Regions from separate parts of the Mus musculus genome. Here region 1 is linked to region 2. The links are chromatin loops, found by intact Hi-C in ENCODE. Cell type or tissue: left cerebral cortex. All regions are shown on one strand. Links, peaks and the distances in the headings refer to the core of each region. The heading gives the core; the rest is flanking DNA. Region 1 has its middle 37 kb from the start of Gm38630. Region 2 holds the start of Gm14221 (a long non-coding RNA gene).

Region 1 (5,373 bases), core at 162-5,161, 1.7 Mb after region 2:
GAACATCCTCAGAAGTCAGAGACAATATCAGATCCTCCAAAGCTGGAACTACTGGTGCTTTGAATCATCCAATGTGGGGGCTTTGAGCCAGGTGCTCTGGGAAGGCGGCGAGGGCTTGCACCGCTGAGTCCTCTCTCCAGCCCCTCCTCTAACTCTTCTTTGCATCCATGCGGACTTTTCAGAGCTGAAGGAAGCTTCATGAGGTTCTAAAGTTCAGCTAGAGATGTTCATCTTACAGCAGTGTTGCATCCCAATAAACCCAGCATAGCTGGAAAATATCTTACCTCAAACCTACCTGGCTTGAGTCTAAGTAACGGAACACTGGAGGTTAACCACAGCATATTGTAAAGCCACAGGTCCTCCCATCATGATCACAGGCATGCCAGGGAGCTGAGGTATCCCAAGGGAGTAACCAGGTTCAAACTTTAATGTACAGTTTCTGCTGACTGGGTCCAGGTTTGCACCCTCTGAGGTTGGATCATCGTAAGTCAAAGATCATTCATATATAGGCTGTTTAAACTCCCTTATGGCCACATCCATGAGGTTGCTTGTTCCTTCCCCTATGGCCCAGTATACTCTTAACACCCTGCTGTGGAGAGTCCTTTTAATGTCCTACACCCCCACAGGGAAGCTGAGGGAGGGGGTGAACTCCACTTGCACAACTCTTGATGTTCCAGGGACAGGCTCCTACCCACCCGCCCAGTTTGGGTTTCCAGGGCTGCTATAATGAATCGCCACAAATTTGGTGGCATAAAATAAGCGGCACATCTTCCCATACAGCCCTGTCCCGGAGGTGCCAGCAGGATGGGGCTCTTCTGAAACACCTAAGGAGGGATCAACTCTCCGCCGTCTCCGAGCTTCTGGTCCTCATGGTGCCCAGGCTGATTAAGTGCACACTCTTCTCTGCATCCAACTCTGCATCACCTGCTCCTCTGTGCCCCGCCCCTGTGTCTTCATCTCTCTTCCTACAGAAGCCATACTGGATCTAGGACTACTCTGCTCACCCCATGGCTCCGTTTGAGCTCCTCAGTTTAACGACATCTTAAAGACCATTTTTCCAAATAGGGGTCATAGCCACAAGTTCTGCTGTCTGTGTGTGCATGTGTTCACATGTTCATGTATGTGCAGGTACAGGTATGTGCCTTTGTGTGTAGAGGTTAGAGGTTAATTTCAAACTTCCTCAGGAGCCGCCCACCTACCTTTTTGGAAACAAAGTTTTCCCTTAGCCTGGAGCTCACTAAGTAGGCTAGATTAGCTGGCCAGTAGGTCACAGGGATCTACTAGTCTCTGTGTTCCCACACCCCCTGGGCATCGTGCCCAACATGTTTTGAACATGGGTTCTCAGAATCTGAGTTCAGGTTTTCACACTGGCAAAGCAAGCACTTTACCAACTGAGCCGCTTTCTGGGTCCCACAGTCACATGTGCTAAGTGGACATGTCTTTGGGGACACTGTCATTCAAGCAAACACACCCCCTTCCTCATGTTTTATGTCTGACAACAGAATGGCCTCAGGGCTGCCTCCATTCCTCACAGAATGTCAAGACCATCCTGTCCCCACACTGCTGTCATGGCCTGCCTGATTGCTCCCATGCCAGTGGGTACTGCTCCAGTTTTTCTACCAAAATGGCCTGTGGACATTTGCCAAATGCCAGCTGAAGGCATAAGACACTCTCCATTGAATCTTCTTGAGCTCCCAGAAGCAGTACCAGGAAGGGAACCTCTCAGAGTAGAGTTGAGCTCTCTTAGCTCCACCTCTGACTGCAGCAAGGCTTTGGGCCATTCCGTATATCAGTTTCCTTGTCTAAAAAGAGGATCACCACACCTGACTTGACCATCGGTGCTATGAACTCTCACTAGTCTCTCCTCTTCTCTCAGGCTCAGGGTCTTGCACACAGAGCCCCACCTAATGCCTCTTTCCCTTTTTGGATCCTTTCTCCTTTCTGGACCACAGTTGCTTTGCCGTTTTTTGACTAAGTTGTTGCCAATTGAGGAGAGAGCTCTAGGCAAGCACATGTATCAATCGCCAGTGTTAAAGCCAGCTAACAAAGCAAAGAGGCACACCCAGAAGCTTTGGGACCCAACCCTAAGCTTTCCTGTCTTCTTCACTTATGATACCCACAGGAATGAGAATGTGGACTGTCCTAACCCAAAGGCTTGCCCCTGGGCCTCCACTGTACCGGGCCCACTGCTTTTTCAGGGGCAGAAGAGATCCACATCCCAGACCCTCAGGAGCCTGTTCACACTTTCCATACAAAGGCCATCTACCTGCTGACCTCTAGGTCTCTCATTTAGTCCTCCAGAGGGAGGTTCTGATTGTTCGCTGGCCACACAAGGAGTTGACCAAACTTAAACCTGTCTGACCCAGAGCGAGAATAGACCACAGGGCAGCTGGCTGCAGCATGAGTCCTCACCGGTGCCTAGCATCGAAGAAACATGTCTACTCTGGCAGGGCGGCTGGTCCCCTTGCTGTATCTCAGAGGCCTGACTGGGTACCCCATGGCAGTCTCATTGGTTCTTGGGGTGAGGAAGGGCTGCCATATCTGTGGGCATGTGTCTCCTTTCCACATTAATGCTACATTTAGGCTCTGATCATGGCCCTCAGCACATACACAGAATGCACTGGGCACTTTATAAGCACTATCCCCTCCCCCACAGCAGCCTCTCCAGGCCAGCTTCTGGCCACTGAGGTACAGCAGGGACCAAGGCAGGCAAGCCCTACTCCCAAAGATCAACTCTGCTAAGGGCCAAAAGGAGCAAAAAAAAAAAAAAAAAAGCATAATGACAGGTATGGATTGTGTGGTCTGGGGCACTGGTTAAGTCACATTGCGTATACAACACACCAGTTATCAAAGATAATACAGTACCCAATATGATGTATTAATACTCACGTGCATCTAGTTAGTACCCATGTGGTAGAGGTAAGCCATGAAACAGAGCGAGGGGTGGAAGAGAAAGGGGCTCTGTTTTAGGCAAGGTGGCAGGAAGTGACATCAGAATACAGACTTAAAGGAAAGAAATGTGAGCCATATAAAGCTCTAGAGGGAGGGCAGGCCAGACCTATGAATCAGCAGATGCAAAGGCACTGGTTAGAATGTGGGAAAGAATGACTCCAGACATTATTAGATACAGAGTCCTTGGGCCCAGCCTCAAAGAGTATCGTTCAGTAGACTATGCCAGAGTCCTGCATGTCTGCGGGCTCCTGGTAATACTGACCCTGGTGGCCCATGGACCGCATATGAAGAAAATATAGTTTTACATTTCTTTCATGGCTCAGATCCTCGAGTGTTCTCAGTGAGTCTGCTCCAGGATTTTATTAAACAAACAAACAAACAAACAAACAAACAAACAAAAACCCAAACCAGGATTTAAGAGCTACACATCCTAAAGTCAGCTCACAGAGCTCGGCAGGTCCTCCCAGCCCTTTCCCATGGATCCACGTGATCCTCAGCGACCAGTAATGCAGACGGAGCTCAGTCAAGCTTCTGAGATAAGCACTGAGTCTGGAAGTGTTGGTGAATGAAGGGTCAGAATGGGTGTAAGCTGAACACCCTGCCCGACACCAGGGAGAGGCACAATGGTGAGAGAGGTCTCCCCAGATGCAGCCATGGTCTAAGCCATGGTCTACGTACCTGCCATGCAAAACCCAGGCTCTGAAAGGACAGGACAGTCCTGGATCTGGAGATCAGGTGGCTGGACTCAAGTCCTGTCTGTTTCTCATTGGTCACCTGACTTCGCAAGTGATTAGAGCTCTGAGTTCCAATGACATTATCAAAAGAACGGATAGGAATCATAGCAGTATTTAGGGTTAGAGAAGATGACACAAGGGAGACCCTTTGTAAAATCTTCCACATACAAATGCATTCCCTAAGAAAAAAATAAATTGAGACTGGGTCTCAGGTGTCCCGGGCTGGTTTCAGTTCACTATGTAGCCAAGGATAGCCCTGAACTTCCGTTCCTCCCAGCTCTCTCTCTCCTGGGTGCTGGGATTGCAGGCAGGTGCTGCCAAGCCATTTGACATTCCATTTTATATAAGAAACTTGGCTCTTGATATACATAATTCTATTATTCAATCCAAACCAAGTTAATGTGCCAACAGCCCATGCCAATGAACAGTGGAACCACTGGGCAAAACCAGTCCAACAAGCAGGGAATTCTCAGAAATGATTCTGTCTCTTACTGGATCCCTCCATGAATGTCAGATGATAGTAAGTTCATTACCCATCACACCTTAATATCTCAGTACCCCACAACTACCCAGGCCTCTCCTCTTTCTACCTTCTCTATTTCCTCTCTCTCTGTCTCTCTCTCTCTCTTGTCATGTGCACACACGTGTATGACATAAACTTATTCACAAAAGTGTTCTTTCACCCCACCACGAGGGCCTCTCACTTCCTCTCCTCCCTCCCTCCCAAGTGCACATTATTTCTCTCTATGGAACAGTGTGGCCCTTTAGATGTACTTTCCAGGTCCCCGCTTCTCCATCTGTCCTCCCAAGCTGTAATTATCTAGACTCTCGAATCCATGTTGCATTCCTGGGACCACGGGCAGAGGAAGCAGGGAGGTCAGCCTGAGCGCATGAAGAACGAACGCCCCAGAAGCCAATGCCCCTCTCTCAGAGGCATGTGTTGCATGGTGGCAGGTAAACAAACGCACACACGCCCCGGCACAGTTGGGCACACGAGTGTGCTGCGCACTTGTGCCGTGTGCAAATGCCATCTGCTCTATCAGCACACGTGCAGTCGTACACAGACACATTTGCACACGTGGTACCATGCGTGTGTACATGAAAGAGCACATGTAAGTCCTCATGCTTTAATTTGGGGACCTTCATACGCCCGTGCCACTTGTGCTCCGTGTGCTTTGCTTTCCAAGCCTGCCACATCGAGAGGGAGGCCAGGAAAACAGTGGCCGAGCCAGCCCTCCCCCCACACCCCCTCCCTCCCAGTTGCCTCCAGAAACAAAGACAGTTTAGCAAGGAACTCCCCAGCTAAGCGGTTTTTTTAAGACCTTCAGCCTGCAGCCGCCGCGCTGAGCTGAATGTCTCACTTTATTAGTGAGTTTGGCCTTGGGTGTCTGGCTGTTTGATCAATCCTACTGAGGGTCAGTGATATTTCCTCCCAGGCCCCCCCTGCCCTGCCCTGCCTCCCCTCCACACCTGATGAACAGTGTGCCCCTGGACCGCTGATCACCTATTGATTTTCCAGCCAGAGGCTGCCTCCGCCGCCAGCTGCCATCTCCAACCCTGTCACAGGGACCACTTGGTGACTAACTGATCCCTGGGTCCCTCCTAAGTCCCCCCGCCCCTCACTGCAGACCCAGATTCCACAGCACTGTAGGCTTCAGGCTCTCCGGGAGACCTCTCTCCAAGGCTC
Region 2 (5,373 bases), core at 51-5,050:
CTGTAGTACCTTCTACTTGTAGGGTTACAGGGCTTGATTCAGCTTGGCCCTTTCCTTGGGGGGGGAGGGGAGGTTGGGGGCTGTTTCCCAGGTCCTGGAGAATCTTCCTGTGGGTATGCAGCCTTCCTTCTTCCAAAGCCTGGAACCTAGGGCATCTCTCTTGCCATGGACGCCTCTGGCAGCTGCTGCTTCCACAGTGGCTGAAGGAAGTCTCCCCAACGCCAAGCCACACTGCTCTGAAGCCATCCCTGAACGAATGACCTGCTAAGAGTGCAGTTTTCTCTCCCTCTCTCCCGGACTTTGATTTGATCAGGCCAAATCTGAAATGATGTGTGAAAGTAATGATATTTGGTAATTAAATCTCTGGTGACGGCCACTGCAATTTGTGCTACATGCATTGTTCATAAGGAAAAAAAAACTGCATCAATTCATTTTCTGACCGGCTACTCCAGGGACTGGCAATTAGGGGCCGCTCATCTCTCTCGTCGACTCGCATATTAAAGAGCTACTGAAACGCAAAGAGAATTTGGGAGGGGTTTCCTCCCCCTCCCAACCTTCTAATAATGTTAGCTTAATTAGGGAGGTTCAATGATAAAGGGACAGTTTGTGATGATTTGAGCAGACTGTGGTGGAAAGGAGAGAGTGAGCTAACAGGGAGGAAGGTGTGGGGTGAGATTTGGGAGTGTCCTCTCTGGGCACTTGGTGGTGGATCAGGACAAAGGGCCCTGGACACCCCAGCAAAGTTCTGCTTCTTTCCATCTCTTGGGTCTTTTGTCTTTCCCTTTCCTCTCTCTCTCTTTCCCTCCCTCTTTCCCTCTTTCCTTTCCTCCCTTCCTTCCTTCTTTTCTTCTTCCCTTCTTTCCTTCCTCCTTTCCTCTCTTCCTCTCTCCATTTCCCTCTCTCCCCTCCCTGTCTTCTCTACCCTCTTTTTTATGGTTGAGCTTTGGAATTTGTGTTCTCGATTTGTCCCCTAAATGATGTATGACCCAGTTTCTCCATCTTTCCTCCCTTACCCTGAGTGGAACTGCCCACTCCTAGAATCCCTCAGCAGGTGTAGCCTGTGAACTCACCTTTTCTCCAGACTGGGTAGTTGGTGTTGTTCATTCCACAGACACACCACAACCGGATCCTTTGTAGCAGCAGAGGGAGCAGTTTCGCTGTCTCCCCCCCCCCCCCCAATGCTTTGTTTTCTACCTGTCTCCTTCTTCCTCCCGCTGCCTCTGGTAACCACTGATCTCCCACTGGGGTGTGGCACAGTTGGAATCATGGAGTCTCCCCAGAAAGGCTTTGAGCTCAGTCCAATGTTTTCCTAGCTTCTGCTTCTGTTTGGCCGAGCCCAGGAAGCCCCCGACCCTCATCCACCACCCAGCTGGCCATTGCCTTTGGATGGACTCACTCTCGGAGGGGATGCATCGCTAAGGGGCAGGGGCACAGCTGGTCCTGGTTAGAAAAATGGGTCAGTGAGCAACTGATGGGTCTAAGAGGATCCCAGGGCAAAACTAAACGTGGGAGCGACTCAGCTGGCATCAGCTGGGTTTCAGACTTTTCCAGACTAGGAGCTGTCTAGTGTGTTCACTCACCTCTCTAGGGAGTGCAGTGCAGTCCATTTTACAGGAACTGCCCTCAGAGGTCAGGCAGCTGCTTGAAACTCACAGAAGCAAAGAAGGCCCTGCTGGTCTGTTGTCTTGGTCTGCTGTTGCGCTCACCTCGTCCAGCAAGAAAAAAACGCAACATGGTCGAATTCTTCTCAACAGCCTTTTTTATTTCAGGAACACCTTGATACTATGTGGACCCCGGAAACCCAGGGAGGACTGCTTATATACACCCCAGCACTGGGGAGAGCTATGTGTCCTCCTGGGATTGGTCAGTCTGACGGCACCCGCTCGGGAGGGGTTGGCGCCAGATTCGGGCTAGCGCCTGCGCAGTGGCGTTGTTTATGGCGACGGTATACCGGAGGCCGGCGCCATCTTTTAGGCGCCCGGCTGCCTACAGTCTGCGTGATGGTAGCTAGGCCAGTGGGGACTTTCTGTGGCACTGGAGAGATCCTCTAGCCACTTTGACTAGAGAGAAGGCACAGCTGAGGTGTGACTAGAGGGCTTGAGAAACGGAAATTTTAGTTGTGTTGGTTTTAGTTAACGCAGTTTCATTTTATTTTTTGACGGTTTCTGGAAGCACATTATGGACTTATTCAGGATGCCCACTCTGGTGGCCATTCGTACAGTCTTTGCATGAGTAAGAATCAGTCCTAGGGCTGGAGAGATGGCTCAGTGGTTAAGAGCACTGACTGCTCTTCTAGAGGTCCTGAGTTCAAATCCCAGCAAGCACATGGTGGCTCACATCCATCTGTAATGGGATCTGATGCTCTCTTCTGGTGTGTCTGAAGACAGCTACAGTGTACTTACATACATAAAATAAATCTTAAAAAAAAAAAGAATCATGCCTAAAGGGTCACTGCCCTGAGATTTTTCTTTTTTTTATTTATCAGAGTAATTAATTTTGTATATGGGTGTTTCGCCTACATCTATGTATGTGCACAACATATATTCTAGGTACCAGGAGCAGTCAGAAGAGGGCATCAGGTTCCTGAGAACTGGAGGTCTGGATGGCTGTGAGCCATCATATGGGGGCTGGGAATCAAACCTGGGTCCTCTGCATGAGCAACAAATGCCCTTAACCACCGGGCCATTTCTCCAGCGTGAACATCCTCATTTCTATAAAACTTGCTCGAGGGTCAAAATTAATATCTCATATTTCACTCAATTTTTCAATAGTTTTTTAAAAAAAACTGTAACTTCCATATCCATTAGATACTGTTGAATTATAGTTTGCTTTTCAAAATGATGTCTCGGGTGTGGTGGTGCACACCTTTAATCCCAGCACTCAGGAGGCAGAGGCAGAGGCAGGAGGATTTCTGAGTTCGAGGCCAGCCTGGTCTACAGAGTGAGTTCCAGGACAGCCAGGGCTACACGGAGAAACCCTGTCTCGAAAAAACCAAAACAAGAAACCAAAGGAAAAAAAAAAAAAAACCAAAAAAAACAAAACAAAACCAAAAAAAAAATTTTTTTTTAACTTGGCTAAGATCAAAATGATGTCTCACTAAAATGATGTTACCCAGGCTGGCTTTGAACTTCTGGACTCAGCTGAGCTTCTGGAGTAGCAGGGGTAGACATACATGGTCTTTGCCTACCTTTGAATTGTAAATTTAACTAGGCCCCGTGGCTAGTGGCTACTGAACTGGCCATGCCAGATCTTTGGAGAGTTTGTGGCAGTCTCCCCCTGCCCCTATCGTCAGCCCTTGGCCCACAGGTCTGCTTATATCCCCTTTCCCTGGAAGGTCTAGTGAAGGGGTGGGGGCTCTGCATTCACCCTTTGCTCCACTCATGGCCTCTTGTCTTTTCCTACTTATTGAGTAAATACCTCAGGGCACAATCTTAGCCTGCAGGATGTCAATGCTCTTCTCAGGATCCCCGCGCAGCCACTGCTCCCACTTTAATGCAGATGAAAGGCTCATGGAGGCTAGTGGTGTTTCTTAAGTCACACAGCTGGAAAACATGGTTTCCAATCCCTGCTGTCAGTGCACAGGGCCAGGCACAGGTGGATGCCCCAGGCTCTATGGCTCAATTCTTACATCTGTTTCTACAGACATGGATTCAAATGCAAGTCTTCTTGTAAGGCAAAGGCAGTGCAGGTAAGGGAGGGAGGAAGAGGGAGTGGCTAATGGAGGGGTGTGGTCTTAGTTTCTACCGGACTCAGCATCAGGGGTCAGTATGAGTTTGCACAGGTTCAAAGTGGTGGGGAGCTGGGATGTTCACATCTCAGTCACTGCAGCAGCGGCACATGGTGCCACGGGCCTGCCACTGGAGTGGACAAAACCCATTCCGTGGACAAAGGAAGCTTCCAGGCGAGAGAATGGCAGCTGGTGGCAGCCCTCCCCCAAGGGTGTTGTAGAAATCCCTCACACTTGGCTGAGCCCGCTGGAGTCACTGGAAGCCAGGATCACTGGGAAGCAGCTCTCTTCCACGGGTTCCGAATGTCTCTTAGGGACCATGACTGCCTTTTTTAGGAGGGTTAGCCATGGCAAAGCAGATGGCGCCTGGGTGATGATCTTTGGAAACCGGGATGGATTTGCAATTCAGAAAGGAGGGAGGCTGGGAGTCTTTGCATATGTATAAAGAAAGCAAGCTTTTCCTACAGCTGTACTGGTGTGAATTAGGTTTGGGGCATGCTTAAATTCACTTAGGGGCGTAGATTTTTTTTTTGGGGGGGGGATCATTCCAGAGGTCTTTAACAATATCCTTCAGCATATAAACAATTTACGGATTATAAATTATTCAGCTTCCTTAAAGCAAGTCCCTTAATCATGGATCGCAGGCAACTCTTAGCCTACTTTGAGCGCTTGGTACTTGCGGGCAAAGTGGCTTTTTGGTGTCTATTCAGCAATTCAAGTTTGCTTCTGAAGCTGTGACTTTCCCTTCCTGAATTCATGCTGGAGCAAGACTCTTTTGAGAAGATGGCTTTTCACCTTTAAACACATGAGATTTAATTTTCTTCTTCTGCCATATCCATCCCTAAGCTTTGGAGAAGCCAGGCTGACAAGACAGTTGCCCTGGCTTCTGAAGTCTGCCTAGCGCGCCCCGCATCTGGGAGCTTTTCTGTATTGATCAGGCGCTGGTTCGGCATTAGCCCCTCTTTGTCTGTCTGGTGCTAACTGAGGCCCTCCCTGGAAGGTAGGATTGGCTACCTGATTTCATTACTCGGAGGTGGGCAGAGGGATTTCAGTGCAGCTGGCTCACGAGGTGTGGAGGGTGGGCAGCTTAAGGACTAGATCATGTTTCTAGCCCTGCAAGGGTCAGTCGCCTACATTGCCCAGGCTTCCTCTAGAGCCATGGTCCTCAACCTTCCTTATACTGTGACTCTTTAATACAGTCTGTTATGTCGTAGTGACCTCCCAGTCATAAAATAATTTTAGTTGCTAATTCATAATTGTATTTTTGCTACTCTTACGAATTGTAATTTTTTTTTTTGAGATAGAGGGTTGCCAAAGGGGTTATGACCTGCAGGTTGAGAACAGTGTCACCGGTCCAGTGTCTAGACCAACGAAGCTGGAATCTTTGGGAATGGAGTCGAGAGGTGGATTTTTCAAAGCCTTGCAGACGGGAACCAGGTGATGCTCCTCATAGACAGGACCGGCGACCACAATATTTGAAAGCCCACAGCCTTTTTTGACACCTAACTTCAGGGCCTTGGAATTGACGTGAAGGGCAAAGCTAGGCAGGCTTAAGTTTGAATATTGAATCTGCTGAGATTTGCTGTGATCTTGGGCTAGGTGCCTGAGGTCCTGAGGAATCTACCTTTGAATTATCACAATATAAT

Evidence for each region. A loop is a pair of places that touch in the nucleus more often than their neighbours do. Peaks named below come from ENCODE experiments on the same cell type or tissue, not always from the same donor. Only the 100,000 strongest peaks of a DNase experiment are listed, where the experiment ranks them.
Region 1: it touches region 2 in a loop (5-fold over the local background); 18 of 42 quality-filtered maps call a loop at or near these places.

The regions. Positions count from the first base shown.
Region 1 is chr2:158,869,605-158,874,977 of GRCm38, reverse strand. No RefSeq gene overlaps it. Among named protein-coding and RNA genes, the nearest start is that of Gm38630, 37 kb to the left of the region's middle. In left cerebral cortex, for the core only: no CTCF peak of the experiment used is centred there; no DNase peak of the experiment used is centred there.
Region 2 is chr2:160,579,818-160,585,190 of GRCm38, reverse strand. It overlaps Gm14221 (a long non-coding RNA gene), which reads left to right and starts at 4,422. Exons shown (of 3, transcript XR_866919.1): 1 at 4,422-4,727. In left cerebral cortex, for the core only: no CTCF peak of the experiment used is centred there; no DNase peak of the experiment used is centred there.